Linked DNA regions of Homo sapiens: region 2 is linked to region 1. The links are chromatin loops, found by intact Hi-C in ENCODE. Cell type or tissue: Panc1. All regions are shown on one strand. Links, peaks and the distances in the headings refer to the core of each region. The heading gives the core; the rest is flanking DNA. Region 1 has its middle 18 kb from the start of LINC03139. Region 2 overlaps CHST3 (carbohydrate sulfotransferase 3).

Region 1 (8,326 bases), core at 75-8,074:
AAGGAGCCAGTCCTGGCAGCATTCACCCCCTGCTGACTGAAGAGCCCTTGGGCCCTGAATAACCAGCAGCGATGCCCAGGAGCTATGTCAAGGGCCTCAGTGAGCCTCTGAGACTTGCTGGCTTCAGGTGAGACTCAGCACATTCCCAGCTGTGGTGGCTGTGGGGTGAGGCTCCTTCCACTTGAGCAAAGCAGAGTGAAAAGTAAAGGGGACTTTGTCTTACACTTTAGGAACCAGCACAGCCACAGAGGGGTAGAGTGCCAAGTGGACTCTTGGGGTCCCCAATTCCAGGACTTGACTCTTGGGTGGCATTTCTGGGCCTACCCTGGGCCAGAGAGGAGCCCACTGCCCTGAAGGGTGAGTCCCAGCCATGCAGCATTCACCACAAGCTGACTGAAGAGCTTTTGGGCCTTAAGGGAACTCTGGCAGAACTCCCTGTGGGCCTGTGGTGGTGGTGGCCACGGGGTGAGGCTCCTCTGCCTTTAGAAAGGGGAGGGAACAGCGGGTAGGGCTGTGTCTTGTGATTTGAGTGCCAGCTCAGCCACAGTACAATAGAACACCAGGTAGACTTGTAAGATTTTGGACTCTAGTCCCTGGCTTGCAGACAGCATCTTTGGACCTGCCTAGGGCCTGGGAGACCTCACTGCCCTGGAAGGAAGGACACAGGCCTGGCTGGCTTTGCCACCAGCTGATTGCAGAGCCCCAGGCCCTTGAACTGTCATAGGCAGTGGCCAGGGAGTGGTTACAGCAGGCCTTGGGCAAGACCCATTGCTGTCTTGGCTTTGGGTCTGCAGCACTGTCACAGTGCTGGTGGCCACAGGGGTGCTTGTGTCACTCTACCCCCAGCTTCAGGTGGCTCAGAACAGAGAGAGAGACTCCATTTATTTGAGAGAAAGTTAGGGAAGAGAACAAGAGTCTCTGCCTGGTAATCCAGAGAATTCGCCCAGATCTTGTCTGAGACCATCAAGGCAGTACCTCTATGAGTCTGCAAGAACCACAGTGTTACTGGGTGTGGGTGCCCCCTAAAGCAGATACAGCTTAGATCACAACACCCAAGTCCTTTCAATATCTGGAAAGTCTTCCTAAGAAGGACGGGTACAGCTGGGCGCGGTGGCTCACGCCTCTAATCCCAGCACTTTGGGAGGCTGGGGAGAGTGGATCACGAGTCCAGGAGTTCAAGACCAGCCTGGCCAAGATGGTGAAACCCCATCTCTACTAAAAATACAAAAATTAGCCAGGCGTGGTGGCAGGCGCCTGTAATCCTAGCTACTTGGGAGGCTAAGGCAGAGAATTGCTTGAACCCGGAAGGCAGAGGTTGCAGTGAGCCGAGATCGCACCACTGCACTCCAGCCTGGGTGACAAAGTGAGACTTGATCTCAAAAAAAAAAAAAAAAAAAAAAAAGACAACTAAGGCTAGACAATGAAGACTGCAATAAATACTGAACTCTTCAATGCCCAGACACCGAAGAACATCTGCTAGCAGCATGACCCAGGAAAACATGACCTCCCCAAATGAACCAAATTAGACACCAGGGACCAATCCTGGAGAAACAGAGCTCTGACCTTTCAGACAGAATTCTGTTTGAGGAAACTCAAAGAAATTCAAAATAACACAGAGAAGGAATTCAGAATTCTATCAGATACATTTAACAAAGGGATTGAAATAATTAAAAAACATCCAGAGCAGAATTTCTGGAGCTGAAAAATGCAATTGGCATACTGAAGAATGCATCAGAGTCCTTTAATAGCAGAATTGGGCTGGGCGCAGTGGCTCATGCCTGTAATCCCAGCACCTTGGGAGGCCGAGATGGGTGAATCACCTGAGGTCAGGAGTTGGAGACCAGCCTGGCCAACATGGTGAAACTCCGTCTCTACTAAAATTGCAAAAATTAGTTGGGCATGGTGGTGGGCACCTGTAATCCCAGCTGCTCGGGAGGCTGAGGCAAGAGAATCGCTTGAACCTGGGAGGTGGAGGTTGCAGTGAGCTGAGATCTGGCCACTGCATTCCAGCCTGGGCAAGAGAGTGAGACTAAACAACAAAAAGTTAAAAAGTTGCCAAGACAGTATTAAATTGAAACAAAAATCAAGAAGCTTTTAAAAACAAAGTTAAAAAGCAGGAGATGCTGGGCACCATGGCTCATGGCTGGAATGACAATACATTAGGGGGCCGAAATGAGAGGATCACTTGAGCTTGGGAGCTTGAGACCAGACTGGGCAACATGGTGAGATCCCCATCTCTACAAAAAAAAAAAAAAAAACCCCAAAAAACAAAAAAAACAAAAAAAACTTAGTCGGATGTGGTGGCACATGTTTGTAGTCTGTGGTGGAAGGTGAGCCATGATTGTGCCACTGCATGCACACCAGCCTGGGTAACAGACTGAGACTCTGTTTCAAAAAAAAAAAAAAAAAAATGCGAGGGGACTAAGTTAAGAGGTAGTTTTGTTTGTTTGTTTTGTTTTGAGACAGAGTCTTGCTCTGTCAGCCAGGCTGGAGAGCAGTGGCACAATCTCGGCTCACTACAATCTCGGCTCACTGCAACCTCTGTCTCCCAGGCTCAAGCTATTGTCCTCCCTCAGCCTCCTGAGTAGCTGGGATTACAGACACGTGCCACCATGCCCAGCTAAGTTTTGTATTTTTAGTATAGATGGGGATTCACCATGTTGTCCATGCTGGCCTCGAACTCCTGACCTCAAGTGATCTGCCTGCCTTGGCCTCTCAAAGTGCTGGGATTACAGGCATGAACCACCATGCCCAGCCAGGAATCACATTTCAACATGAGATTTGGAGGACAAACGTCCAAACCGTATCAACCTTTATGCTTCTTTTTGGCTTCCAGGAAAAACAAGACCCCTCTCTCAGGTGCCCTTAAAGAACCCCATCCTTTTTCACAGCATCTAACCAAACTTTGGTTTTTTGAGACTAAATTTTTTTTGTTCCCTCACCAAATTATAAGTCCCATGTGGGCAGGACCTGGGCCCCTTTTGCTTCTCACTGTGTCCTCAGTGACTAGGACAGTGCCTGGCACTTTGCAGGTGCTCAAACATCTTTTCTTGGTTACATGAAAGAGTGAATGGCTTTTTTGAGCACCTACTAGAGATTAAAAGTTTTATAGATGTCAAGTTTTCCTAAAGCCAAGCACAGTGGTGGCCCGGTTTGGCACTCAATAACTTACTGAGTCCTTGCCACCCAGGTCTGCGTTCTGTCTCTCTGGGTTTAGGGGTCTGGGATGTGGCCTTCCCTAGGGCTGCTATGAGTTGCTGTGGAGGCAGAGAAGACAAGGCTTAGCCTGCTAGCTGGAGCACTTCAGGCATCATTACTGTGGGCAGCTCTGTGAGGTCACTCCTGCCCCAATCCCTGGGCACCCGGCTGAGTGTGAGGCTTTGAGGACCAACCTAGAGATTAGGAACAGGGTTTTAGGCCAGGCATGGTGGCTCATGCCCATAATTCCAGCACTTTGAGAGACCAAGGTGAGAGGGTCACTTGACCCGAGGAGTCGGGGATCAGCCTGGGCAACATAGTGAGTCCCCTTAGCTACACTTAAATTTAAAAAAATAGAAAAGAAGGAACAGAAAATAGAAAAGAAGCAAATAGAAATAGAAAAGAAAAAGAAAAGCAAGTATAATAGAAATAGAAAAGAAGCAAATACTGTATTCTTCTGCCGTCTCATGGTCAGTCCTAGAATAGCAAGGGAAGCTTCCCCACCTCTCTGGTACTATACTGGGAGTGACCGCCAGAGGGCAGTGTTCTCCACATTGTTGCACCCAATAGGTGTCCCACCACACAAACCCAGCTCTTTAAAAAGTAGATTTTTTTCTTATCCAAAGTCGATTCATACAAAAAGAAAAAGAAATAAAAAATAAATTATTTTAATGGCTTCATTGCTACATGTTTGTTTTTTTGAAAAGGAGTCTTGCTCTGTCGCCCAGGCTGGAGTGCAGGGGGGTGATCTCCCCTCACTGCAACCTCCGCCCCCTGGTTTCAAGCGATTCTCCTGCCTCAGCCTCCGAGTAGCTGGGTTTACAGGCATGAGCCACCACGCCCGGCTAATTTTTGTATTTTTAGTAGAGACAGAGTTTCACCATGTTGGCCAGGCTGTTCTTGAACTCCTGACCTCAAGTGATCTGCCCACCTTGGCCTCCCAAAGTGCTGGGATTACAGGCGCGAGACACCGAGCCCAGCCCTCATCTCTATTTTAAATTATAAAAAAATTTTTAAAAGAATTATTGAGGACCCAGATATTTATTAATTTATCAAAAAGTAATAATGAACTCATTACATGTAAACATAAACATATTTTTACGAAAAATACCTTCATTTCCAAAACAAAGAGAAATTTAGTGAGAAAAACAGCATTGTTTTACACTTTTGCAAATCTCTCAAGCAACTGTCTTAATTAAAGACTGTTGGAGCCTCATGTCTACTTCTGCATTCAGTCTGTTGCAATATGTTGGGGCTTTTAAAATTTTTATTTATTTTTTTATTTTGAAACAAAGTTTTGCCCTTGTCGCCCAGCCTGGAGTGTAATGTTGTGATCTTGGCTCACTGCATCCTCCACCTCCCAGGTTCAGGTGATTCTCCTGCCTCAGCCTCCCGAGTAGCTGGGATTACAGGAGTGCGCCACCACATCCAGCTAATTTTTTTGTATTTTTAGTAGAGATGGGGTTTCACCATGTTGGCCAGTCTGGTCTTGAACGCCTGACCTCAGGTGACCCGCCCACCTCAGCCTCCCAAACTGCTGGGATTATAAGCATGAACCACTGCGTCCCGCAATATATTGTTTTGATTGAAGAAAATCCAGCCTCCCGCAAACACGGAGTTGGAAAAAAAGACGAGTATTTTGATAGCTTTTTCAGATAATTGTGAATATTCTTCTTTAATGCTACGCCAAAACTTAACAAGCAATTGTTTCTTTAAGGTTGATTATAATGTAGAATCTGAACCCATATCAATGAACATTTCATGCTTTATTATATTAAAATGCACGGGCCTATCTTGTACTTTTGTTTGTTTGTTTGTTTTGGAGAAGGACTCTCACTCTGTTGCCCAGGCTGGAGTGCAGTGGTACCATCTTGGCTTACTGCAACCTCCACCTCCTGGGTTCAAGTGAGTCTCCCACCTCAGACTCCTGAGTAGCTGGGATTTCAGACACATGCCACCATGCTTGGCTAATTTTTCTGTTTTTAGTAGAGCTAGGATTTCACCATGTTGGCCAGGCTGGTCTCGAACTCCTGACCTCAAGTGATCTGCCTGCCTCAGCCTCCCAAGGTGCTAGGATTGCAGGCATGAGCCACTGTGCCTGGCCTATCTTGTACCGTGAATGGCTGTTTTACCTACATGTGATGTGCAGCATCATGTGGCCTCTTTGAAATTTTGTACCCATTAAATCACATACATCTCCCAAAAGATGACATGTCACTGAACAGTGTCAAAAAATAGCATTTGTTAGCACTGCCATCCATCGCATCAGAAAAATCTTTAAATATTGAGAAGTTGTCAAGCTTGTGGTGGTGTACACAAATTTTCCAAAATTCTAATTTTCCCTTGAAAGCTCCAAGTTCCAACTTTATCATTGGCAACAAATGCTTCAGTTTCTTGAAGGGACAGGCTCACTTTGCTCATTTATGAGAAAATGTCTGTCTGCCAAATGCCCAGATCTGAATACCCATCATGTGTCTGTTCGTCGTTCTTTCCCGTATAAACAGTGTTCTCGGCTGGGCGCAGTGGCTCACGCCTGTAATCCCAGCACTTTGGGAGACAGAGGCAAGCAGATCACGAGGTCAGGAGTTCGAGACCAGCCTGACCAACATGGTGACACCCCCCATCTTTACTAAAAATACAAAAATTACCCAGCCTGGTGGTGTGTGCCTGTGATCCCAGCTACTCAGGAGGCTGAGGCAGGAGAATTGCTTGAACCCAGGAAGCGGAGGTTGCAGTGAGCCAAGATCGAGCCATTGCACTCCAGCCTGGGTGACAGAGCAAGACTCCATCTCAAAAATAAATAAATAAATAAATTAATTAATTAATTTAAAAAATAAGATAAACTGTGTTCCCTGGACCAGAGGCTCGCGTGGCTCCACCTCTGACAAGTTGTTTCTGCGAGCCAGTCCCCTGCTCTGGAGCAGGCGCTCTGTGTGCATCCCTGCTTCATCACACAGGAGATCAAAAGGGTATGTACTTAAGTGACACAGGCATATTTTGTCCCCACAAGTGCTTATCTAGGGGAGTGCACAGAGACCTGCCTAGTCTGTGGCCACTGCCTTGCTTCCTGAAGTTCCAGCAGTTTCACCCATAGTGGCTTTTTTTTTTTTTTTTTTTTTTGAGGCTGGAGTGCAACGGCACGATCACGGCTCACTGCAGCCTCTACCACCCGAGCACAAGTAATTCTCCCACCTAAGCCTCCCATGTAGCTGGGACTATAGATGCGTGCCACCATGCCCAGATAATTTTATTATTATTATTATTATTATTATTATTATTACTTGTAGAGACGGGGTCTTGCCATGTTGCCTAGGCTGGTCTGGGCAAACTCTGCGGCTCAAGCTATCTGCCCGCCTCACCCTCCCAAAGTGCTGGGATTACAGGTGCGAGCCGCTGCACCCTGCCCACAGTGGCTTTTATGTCACCAATGCCATCACAGTGAAAAGGCAATACTGTCTTAGGATTGTGAGGGAAGGGTCTTAGGACTCCGGGACTCAGTGGGCAGCTGCTCACATTGCATGGGAAGCATCACAGATACCCAGCCACCAACGCCGATGGTGGAGGATGCTGTTTTGGTGACCTGAACCTGGGAGAGAAGCCGCTATCAGTGCTGTGATTCTCTGAAATGGTTAAACTCTTGGCGAAGTTCCCTACAAAACAAAGTCCAATCTTCCATTCATTTGTGTTCTCAGAGTATGTTTTAAAATATGCAAAAAGGCTGGGTGCAGTGGCTCACACCTGTAATCTCAGCACTTTGGGAGGTCGAGCCAGGTGGATAACCTGAGGTCAGGAATTCAAGACCAGACTGGGCAACATGGTGAAACCCCGCCTGTACTGAATATACAAAAATTAGCTGGGCATGGTGGTGCACGCCTGTAGTTCCAGCTACTCGGGAGGCTGAGGCACGAGAATCACTTGAACCCTGGAAGAGAAGGTTGCAGCGAGCCGAGATTGTGCCACTGCACTCCAGCCTGGCAACAAAGTGGGACTCTGTCTCAAAAATAAAAAATAGGCTGGGTGCCTGTAATCTCAGCACTTTGGGAGGCCGAGGTGGGTGGATCACCTGAGGTCAGGAGTTCAAGACCAGCCTGACCAACATGGTGAAACCCCATCTCTACTGGAAATACAAAATTAGTCAGGCGTGGTGGCGCATGCCTGTAATCCCAGCTACTTGGAAGGCTGAGGCAGGAGAATCGCTTGAACCCGGGAGGCGGAGTTTGCAGTGAGCCGAGATTGTGCAATTGCACTCCAGCCTGGGTAACAAGAGCAAAACTCCGTCTCAAAAAATACAATAAAATAAATAAAAAATAAAATAAAATAAAATATTCAAAAATACCTCATGTTTAGGTGTGAAATGGAGTTTGGTTTTTCAGTGACACGAATATGTGAAAGTGTCTTGTCTCACCCCCAGCCCTCAGCTAGGGTTGCCCCAAAAGTGGTGGCAGAGGAGTTCCCACAAGGGAGTGCCTGAATCATCCTGAAGGGGGGCCAGCTGGGATTCCAAAGAGAGAAGCACGAAGCGCCGGGGTGATGAGTCCAGGCTTTTATTAGGGGAGCTCACTTCCACAGGGCCGTGCACATCCTCAGGCAGCCAGGAGAGAAAGGGAGGTCCACCTAGGTGTGTCCACAGCCATGAGGTCAGGGTGTGGAATTTTTCTGAGGCTTTAAGGAATTGGGCTCAAGCCTGGGGCCAGTTTTGTTCAGGGTTTTGGGCAATAACCTAGACTTCTTTATCAGTGCCTGGGAATGTTCGAGGCCCTGGTTTGGGTTCAAGCCTGCTGGGAAGCCCTGCAGCTGGTTGGGTCATGAAACAGTCAAGGCACTCTAGATTTTCGGTCAGGACACGGAAAGAAAGTGGGACAAACTAGGGGACGCTACAGAAGGGACATTTGAAAATCAGAATACTTTGGACAGTTTTTTTGTTGTTGTTGTTCCAAAGGGCGGCTCTGAGCATTGCAGGATGTTCGGCCGTCCTGGTCTCTGGCCCAAACACCAGCAGTGCCTCCCACATCCCTGCAACAACCCAAACCGTCCCTATGAGTACTCAAAACGCCACGAGGCTCCAGCTCTGCCTGCTGGAGCCCCAAGGATCTAACCCCTCTGGAGCCAAGGACATGTTGCATGCCAG
Region 2 (8,326 bases), core at 75-8,074, 79 kb before region 1:
CCATTCCTCTCTCTACCTTGCACCATTCATATCACTTTTCACCTTGTATTAGAGGTAACACGTGTGCGCTATCGCTGTATGGCACTGAATAAATATGTAAGGAAAGAAGGAAGAAAGGAAGGAAGGATGCAGGGAGGAGGGAAGGAAAGGGAAGGAACCTGTCCCAGGGCCAAGGAGAAACCTGGTATGTTATTGAACTTCCCCCTTGGCACTGGACTCCCCAAGGTCAGACATGGGGAGGCATCCTGGGGAGGGGTCCAGACATCGTCTATCTGTGCCTCAAACACTCCTGCTCTTGGCCCACAGAGCTGTGCTGAGCAGGGGCCCCTCGGAGGCCATTTCCAAAGGCTCAACAGAGAAGAGGCAGGGCGCCTCCCCTCTGGGTACAAGAGGAGCCCTGCATTCCCTAGAGGCCGGTTCTTCACTGCCCTTTAGACATGGGCTGCTTACCAGGCAGGCTCCTGTGCCTTGGGCTTATCTGCAAAAAGAGTATAAGGACAGCACCTACCACATGGGAGCGCTGTGAGGACTAAATGATCGATGTGTGCGCTTCTAGAACAATGCCTTGCACATAGTAAAGGGTAAAGAAGGTTAACTATGATTACTACTCTTGTTATTAAATGAGCTCTGGGGAATGAGAGGTTGCCCTGCAGAGGAAGGGAGCGGATTGTTGAGTTCATGATATTGTCCGGGGAAGCCTGGCAGCACGGGGTTAGGAATCTGGTGACTGGGGCCCAGCATGTTGGAGATCCAAGCCCAGCTGAGCCACTTTGTTTTTTTTTTTTTTTAAGACGGAGGCTCGGTCTATCGCCTAGGCTGGAGTGCAATGGTGTGATCTCGGCTCACCGCAACCTCCGTCTCCCTGGTTCAAGAGATTCTCCTGCCTCAGCCTCCCGAGTAGCTGGATTACAGCCGCCTGCCACCACGTCCAGCTAATTAGAGATGGGGTATCACCTTGTTGGTCAGGCTGGTCTCAAACTCCTGACCTCAAGTGATCCACCCACCTTGGCCTCCCAAAGTGTTGGGATTACAGGCATAAGCCAGTGAGTCCAGCCCTGAGCCACTTTGTACAGTGTGACCGGGCAAGTGACTGGCTTCTCCAGAAGTCAGCATAGAGGCATAGGAAGGCGTAGGAAGAAGCACAGAGGCAGGTTCAATATGAGGAGGTGGTGGTGCTGTTACTATTGCTGAATGCTTCATGGACTTCACTTCTCAGCCAGTGGCTCAGATCCAGCTGGTGGGAGACCTTCTTTAAAAAAATAAAAAAATCAGCCTGGCCAACATGATGAAACCCTGTCTCTACTAAAAACACAAAAATTAACTGGGTGTGGTGGTGCACACCTGTAATCCCAGCTACTCAGGAGGCTGAGGCAGGAGAATCACTTGAATCTGGGAGGCAGAGGTTGTGGTGAGCTGAGATCACGCCACTGCACTCAAACCTGGGCAACTGAGCAAGACCCTGTCTTCAAACAAACAAACAAACAAACAATCAAGCTCCAGCCTGGGCAACATAGAAAGACCCCTTCTCTAAAAAAAAATTTAAAAATTAGGTGGAGCACACCTGTAGTCCCACCTACTTGGGAGGCTGAGGTGGGAGGATCACTTGAGGTTGGGAGGTCAAGGCTGCAGTGAGCTATGGCTGTACCAATGCACTCCAGCCTGGGTGACAGAGTGAGACCCTGTCTCAAAAAAAAAAAAAAAAAAATCGAGCTTAGGGGACTCCGAATATACAGTCTGGCTAAGAGGCAGCATAGTTTGGTCAGATCACCCTTGCCATGCCCTGACCCCACAGCCCCAGCTGTGGCTACTGCCCTGCAAGACAAGAGGGGACAATGTTGAAGGGGCAGCTGGGAGGCCAGGGTTAGCCCAGAGCCTGAGACTGCTAGGCTTGGAAGCTGAGCGGGCAGGCTGGGGCTGGCCCCATTCATGCTGTGTGGGTGACTGCTCAGGTCTGGGGGCTGGGACTGTGGGCAGCAACACTTTTTGGGAAGGGACAGCCTTAGCAATGATCGTTATCATAATAACAGTCCTCGGGAAGAGCTGGACGCTGCAGGGGGCCCGATGCTATTTCCAGGTTATTTTTCAGGTTGTGCCTCGGTCAACCTAATTGTGAAACAGGGAAGGGTTTTGTTTTAAAGCTGGACAATTTAAACACAGCTTACACACACACACAAAACTAACAATGCTGAGTGTCTGAGTCCGGCATGGGAAAGAGACCACACATAGACTGTTTTGTGCCTTTTCAACTTTGCACCATGGACATGTATTATTGATTTTATACAATTTAATAAAACTAAAACCAAAATAAAAGTAGGTTCCAGTTTTCTATCCGTAGAGGCAAAGTTCTTTTGAGGGTAGCCTCTTGTTTGAGAAAAGTCATTTTAACAAGTCTTTGAATTTAAGCAGAGACAAAGGACAAATCCTATCACAGAAAGGAAAATTTGAGGGCAACTGGAAGAAAAATGGCCCCTCCAGTCTGAATTCAAGGCCTGCCTTCTCTGCAAGAGCAAAGACAGCTCCCCAGAAATTATTACAGCAACCATTGGGCCTGAGCCTGAGGAGGGGTAGTTACTGGTTTGAGTTCTCTCTCTCCTGGAGGGGAGGAATGGCCACCCCTGAAGCCTGATGAGACTGGGGCTGGGGAGGGCAGACTGTGAACTTATCAGCATTCCTGGGGGCTTCCCAGAAATCCTTGGGGTAGGGGCCAGAGTTGTACAAACTACACAGAACTGAGGCTTGGGGTACACTGATACACGCGTTAAAAGGCATGGGGGACCCCTGAAGACAGCAGGCCCGCAGACCCGTGTCCCCACAGCACCTGCCCACTGAGAGCAATGGCAATGTGCTGCATGCTGGGTAATGAGTCACCGCAGTGAGGCCCTTCCAGGGACAAGTACTGCCAGGACCAGGGTGGTGTTGGCATCTGGGTGGAGAAGGAACATTTTCCAAAGCCTGGAAAGGGCCTCTATGGCTTCAAAAGTGCTCCAAGAGCTTTTCTCCTACCCTAGAGGGTCATTTTCCCGAACCACAAAGAGCCAGTGACTGCAGAATGAATCAGAAGTGCAAGCCCCGAACAGAGAATCGAACAGGGCTGTGCTACCCAGTGTCAGAGGGCAAGCTGGCTCCTCCCTCCTCCAGGAAGAAACTGGCCATCTGCCTGCAGAAAGAAGACTTGAGTCTCGGTTCTACCGCGGGAGCTCAGGCCAAGGGAGCTCAGACAGCCAGAAAACTTCTCTAGGCCTCAGTGTCCTCACCTGGAAAGCAAGGATAATCACGCTTCCCTTGTGAAGGTGAGAGGATGTCATTCTGCACAGGGCACGGCCACTGGCCCCTCCACTCCAGCTGGCCTGACTGAGGGCGGCACCGGGAGAGAGCTGTGAGTTGCAGCAGCAGCTGCAAAGGCTGGCATCTGCGCCCACAGACAGGCCAAGGAAGCTGGCACTGGGCCCCTGGCTTGATTCATAGTCCGTTTCTAGGTGTGGCCACCAATGCCAGGACAGGCGCCCCCTGAGCCCCCGTGCTCCTTCCAGAGAAGAGAGTCAACAGACATTTAAAGAAACTTCTCACCCCAAACAGCCGCATGGGTGGGATTTGCACAGCCAGTGAAGCTGGATGTTCTCCTAAATGGATCTACAGACTTCAAGCCACTCTGGGGAGTGACCTACACTTTGAGATGAAAACTCCCTGTACTTCCTGTCTGCACTATACAATTTATCGGGCAAATGTTGGATATGTTCCACCTTCTGTGGTTCTCTGGTGGCTTTATTTGTGGCCGGATGGCAGAGTGGCTAAGAGCACATCTGGAGTTGGACAGTTATGGGTGTGAATCCTGGCTGTGTGGCCTTGGACAAGTTGCCTAACCTCTCTGGGCCTCGGGGATGGCATCTGTAAAATAAGACTACCTCGCGCAATCAGATGGACGAAAATAAAGCACTCAGTTCAAAGATGCTTAGTACAGAAAGAACTCTCAGACACTCAACTGTATTCTGCAGGAAGGCAGGGCCTGCCCGTCAGTCTGAATCTCCTCTAGGTCATGGCATAGTGCTGGTCACATAGCTCTACCAGGCTTTACTTTTTAAAAGTGATCCCACCCAAACAGCAGGCACCATTCTCAAGGAAAAGCAACTCTAAAAGCTCGACACAGGCTTCTGAGCTGTCCCCTCCCCACCCAGAATTCCAATCAAGGGCTTGGCATGGAAGCCCTTCTGGAAGCTCTTCATGCCCATCACCACTTCCAGAAGCTTCTGCCTCAGCAGTGTGTATGAGTAGGGCTGGGGCAGGGGACCCAGGCAGGGAAGGGAGTGGTGGGAAGGTGGGAGACAGTGGCTGGGGAGGAGAACCCAGTGCAGGAAGCTGGAGTGCTGACCTGGCCCTGCTACATGGGGTGTGCGGGTCCCCTTGCAGGACTTGGGGCACTGAGGTCATCAGGAGAACCATAGAGGGCAGACAGCAGGTGGGCGGCAGACAGTGAGACTCAGTGATGTCATGTTTTCCCCAAATGACTCAATGGTTTGCCCTGGGCTATGAATGGTGAGCTGTATGCTGTAGCCTCCAGTCCTCCCTACCCTCCAGGCCCGCCTGGCATCTCTCCCCGTCTCCACCCTGCCCCAGGGACCCACAGTTGCCACATTCCTGCTCTGCTCCTGGCTGCGGCCCCAGCCCAGGGCTCATCCCTGTGATGCCCCTGCCATGTCTCTCCAATCTTCACTTTGAGGGAAGACTCAAGCGACAGCAGACCTGGGTGTTATTACTGGCTCTGACTCTCCCTGACTGAGTGACTTTAGGCAGGTTACTCAACCTCTCTGAGCCTCAGTTTCCTCATCTGTGAAATGGAGACATTGCTAACAACCTTGCCGGGTTGTAGGGGGCTTGGTGAGAATGACTGTGAAGAATCTGGCACATGGCAGGTGCTTAGTGAATGGAAAGAATGACATTCAAGGGCCTCTATGATCTGACCTCAATTTCCTTTTCTAGCTGCATTAAAACATATACCTATATAATAATAGCTCACCCTTCCTGATGCTCAGTGTGCCAGGCACTGCTCTCAACACTTGTATAGAAATACATTTTATTCCCATGTCTTCCCCATGTGGGGGGTACCAGTAGTGAGAAAACTGAGCTCAGAGAAGGTAAGCAACTTGGCCACGGCCACACAGCCAGTAAGTGGGGAGTTGGGGTTCCCGTGAAGGCAGCCCGGCTCTAGAGCCTGTGTGCGTAACCACAACTCCATCCTGCCTGTCTCTCCTCGTGTATCCTATACATTTCAGTTCAGTCCAGCCAGACTCCTCACCAGTCCCTGTCTTCAATCGGAACTTTCCCATCCTCGTGCCTTTGCCCAGCTTCCCTCATGCACTGGAATGCCTGCCTCCTCTAGGAAGGCTTCCCCAAGTCTTCCCTCATGTCCACCTCTGTGGGCTCATCACAGTGGGACTCAAAGGTGGTTACTGGGGCACCCAGCTCTCCTCTCTTCCAGCTTGAAAGTCCCTCCTGTTATCCCACCATCTTGCAGTGTCAGCATGAGCATAGGCGCGCAGGACCTGGACAGGTGATGCCCAAGAACCCAGCACTCTGTGCCCCACTACTTTTGCAAGGACAGACAGCTTGAGGGCTGGAGGTGGGGCCACAGAACAGTTCTACCCACCCCTGGGGAGGCAGCCGGCCAGTAGGGCTTCCTTCTCTCTGCTCAGGGAAACGACTCAGCCACGGCAGGCCTCGTTACTTGCAGATGGGAACTGGACCCTGGGGCTGTTGAATGGCTCTCCACTTGCTGGTGGGGTTGAGCAGTGGGCCCAGAGTGCAGCCAGCCACCAGCCCAAAAACGGGCATCCAGGGCAGGCAGGCAGACAAGTGGCAGGACTGGAGGGGCTTCTGGAAGGGTTTCAGGCTCATCCTCAGTATCCCAGCCCAATACCCATGGGGTAATGACCTCAAGAGGCCATGTGCCGGGGTCCCACTCTTCCTGTCTGTCCCTTCCTTGGCCCACGTTAGCCACCCCTCCCGCTCACCACGACTCCTGCCACCCTCCCCAGACTCGAAGCGCTCCCTCACAGAAGCATCCTGGACTGGGCCTGCCCCACTGAGGGCTCTGTGCCACATCAGTCACTCATTCCTTCCATAATCAGGTAGCAGCATTCACTGCTAAGTCGGGGGCTACAAGGATGGACAAGGCAGACAGCTGTCCTGCCCTTGCACATCCCATTGCCTGGTGCAGACCACAGATCACTGAACCAGCAATCATAATACCACAGGCAAAGGGCAGTGAGGGGGACCTGTGGGCAGCCATGGGGAGGGCCACCACCCAGGCTTCCAGGAGAAGGTGGCATCCAAGCCAAGGGGAAAAGGGGGAAGGAGGGAATGTTCTTGGCAGCTGGGAAGGCTACAGAGAGCAGGGTGTGTGTGTCTGGGAAATTAGGACAATTTGGAACATGGGATACCGAGTCCAGGTGAGGCTGGGGAAGAAATATTTGCTGAAAGGTCACAGGGCCAGACATCACTCGGGGTGGGGTTCCTGTCTTGCTGGAATGGCCACTAGGGAGGCAGAAGTCCCTGGATCTGCCAGCTCCCCCTTGCTAACTGAGACCACACTCGCTGCCATCTGCACCCTTCCTGTGACCAGGTCAGGGCACAGGGGAGTGGCATCAGCAGAGCGGGCAAAAGACCCTGAGGCAGGATCCAAAATGCCCTGCCCAGGGCAGCCGGCAGGTACTGGAGTCAGACCTGGAGAAGGCCGAGGCTCACTGGTAGTGCCCACAATAGGCCATGCAACGCCAACATTGCCAGAGCTTCCCAGTCAGAACGCAATGACATGCACTGGCCACGGTTTGAAAATGAATGCCTGTGTGCTGTTTCTCCTCTCGGTGCAGCCACAACGGGACAGACGCACGCACAGGTGGTACTGAGAGCACAGACTCTGGAGTCAGCTGTGGGGCTCAGGCCCGGCTTTGCCCCTCACCGGCTGTGGCATGTCAGCAACTTATCCAGCTGTCTGCCTCTGTCTTCCCATCTGTAAAATGGTGGGAATAACCGGAGCCACCTCTAGAGCTTCTGGTGAGAACTCGGTGAGGACGCCTTGTAGGTGCTCAGGGCAGTATTAGGCACACCAGCTGCTCTTACTATTATTGTTTCCTGGGCACGCTACCCCCAGGCACCTACACCAGATGCAAGAGAAGGAAGAAAAGTGAAAGAGAAATAGCATGTCTCGGTAAAAAGAAAGCAAGTGGGTGACCTGCGAGGTCACAGTCAGTTCTTCATCCTCTGGTGGGTGACACTGCTTCGTGACTGGCAGGTTCTAGATTTCTATTCTCGGGGCCTCTTCAGACACATCAAACCTGCAGGACAGGCCCTCAGCTTCTCTCCGTGTCTCTAACAAGCCCCTGGAAGTCTCCAGAGGAAAGCCAGGCACCTGCGGCCCTGCCCTGTGGCTGGAGTGAAATTCCTTGCTGAAAATCAGTGTAGTCACAGTGCGGGGACGGGGGTGGCCCAGTGTGTTTTCAAAATATTTCCTCAGATAGCACTGTTTGGCTCAGACACATTAGCACTTTCCAGAATCTTGCAGATGGCGAGGCAGCTGGAGAGGAAGGGAGGAGAGGAGGGGGAAGCGGGAAAGGGTAGGGGAGATGCCCAGGGCTAAATCTCAGGTAGCTGTGTGGGCTGGGGCTGGCACAGGCACAGGCGGGCATCGGCGCAGCATGTGTGAACAGGAACAGCACACACATGACAGAAAGCTGATCAACCTGCAGACTGGTCTGCAGACGGCTAAGCTGTGAAGCCGTCTTATGAACCAGAACTTTTTTCAGAAGCCCAATATGTAGAATACGAACATGTGGACGTGCGGAGCGCAGGACTCACCCCACAACCACCCTCTCCAGAAGCCTGGCAGCAGCAGAACAAAGCAGGAACCAGAACCTTCCAGCAGTGCCCCACTCCCCAAATCCCAGAGGCTTCAGGGCTCGCTGACTCAGCTCAGCACAGCCACAGAGAACGAGAAGGGCCCTCAGCCACTCCCTGGATGCAAGGTGAGGACCCTCCGCTGCCAAGCCCTGGCTCTCCCCCTTCTAACCGGGTGCCTGGTTTTAAAGTTGGTCACTAAGTAAATTGAAGTTATTAAGAGATGGAAAATGTGCTTCCTATCCCACAGACTTAGTCACTCAGAATAGTGCTTGAGTTTCTGGAAATCATTGGTGTGACCTTACACCACCACCCCTGAGCTGATAGGACTCCAGCCCAAAGCAAAGAAACCTGACATTTTTGTCCAGGTAGCCTACAAAGTAAATGAATCTATGAGGGTTTGCTCACAGGTAGGCCCCGTCTTGGAGAGACATAACGG

The links. Peaks named below come from ENCODE experiments on the same cell type or tissue, not always from the same donor. Only the 100,000 strongest peaks of a DNase experiment are listed, where the experiment ranks them.
Region 2: it touches region 1 in a loop (3-fold over the local background); 8 of 110 quality-filtered maps call a loop at or near these places.

What each region holds. Positions count from the first base shown.
Region 1 is chr10:71,891,976-71,900,301 of GRCh38, reverse strand. No RefSeq gene overlaps it. Among named protein-coding and RNA genes, the nearest start is that of LINC03139, 18 kb to the right of the region's middle. In Panc1, for the core only: a CTCF peak has its summit at 3,700 (motif pointing right); a DNase peak (open chromatin) is centred at 3,701; H3K27ac peaks cover 5,016 bases.
Region 2 is chr10:71,970,828-71,979,153 of GRCh38, reverse strand. The region is part of intron 1 of CHST3 (carbohydrate sulfotransferase 3); the gene reads right to left. Among named protein-coding and RNA genes, the nearest start is that of CHST3, 11 kb to the right of the region's middle. RefSeq lists enhancers at 1-225, 5,224-5,723. In Panc1, for the core only: no CTCF peak of the experiment used is centred there; DNase peaks (open chromatin) are centred at 3,093, 3,393 and 4,453; H3K4me3 peaks cover 2,676 bases; H3K27ac peaks cover 6,461 bases.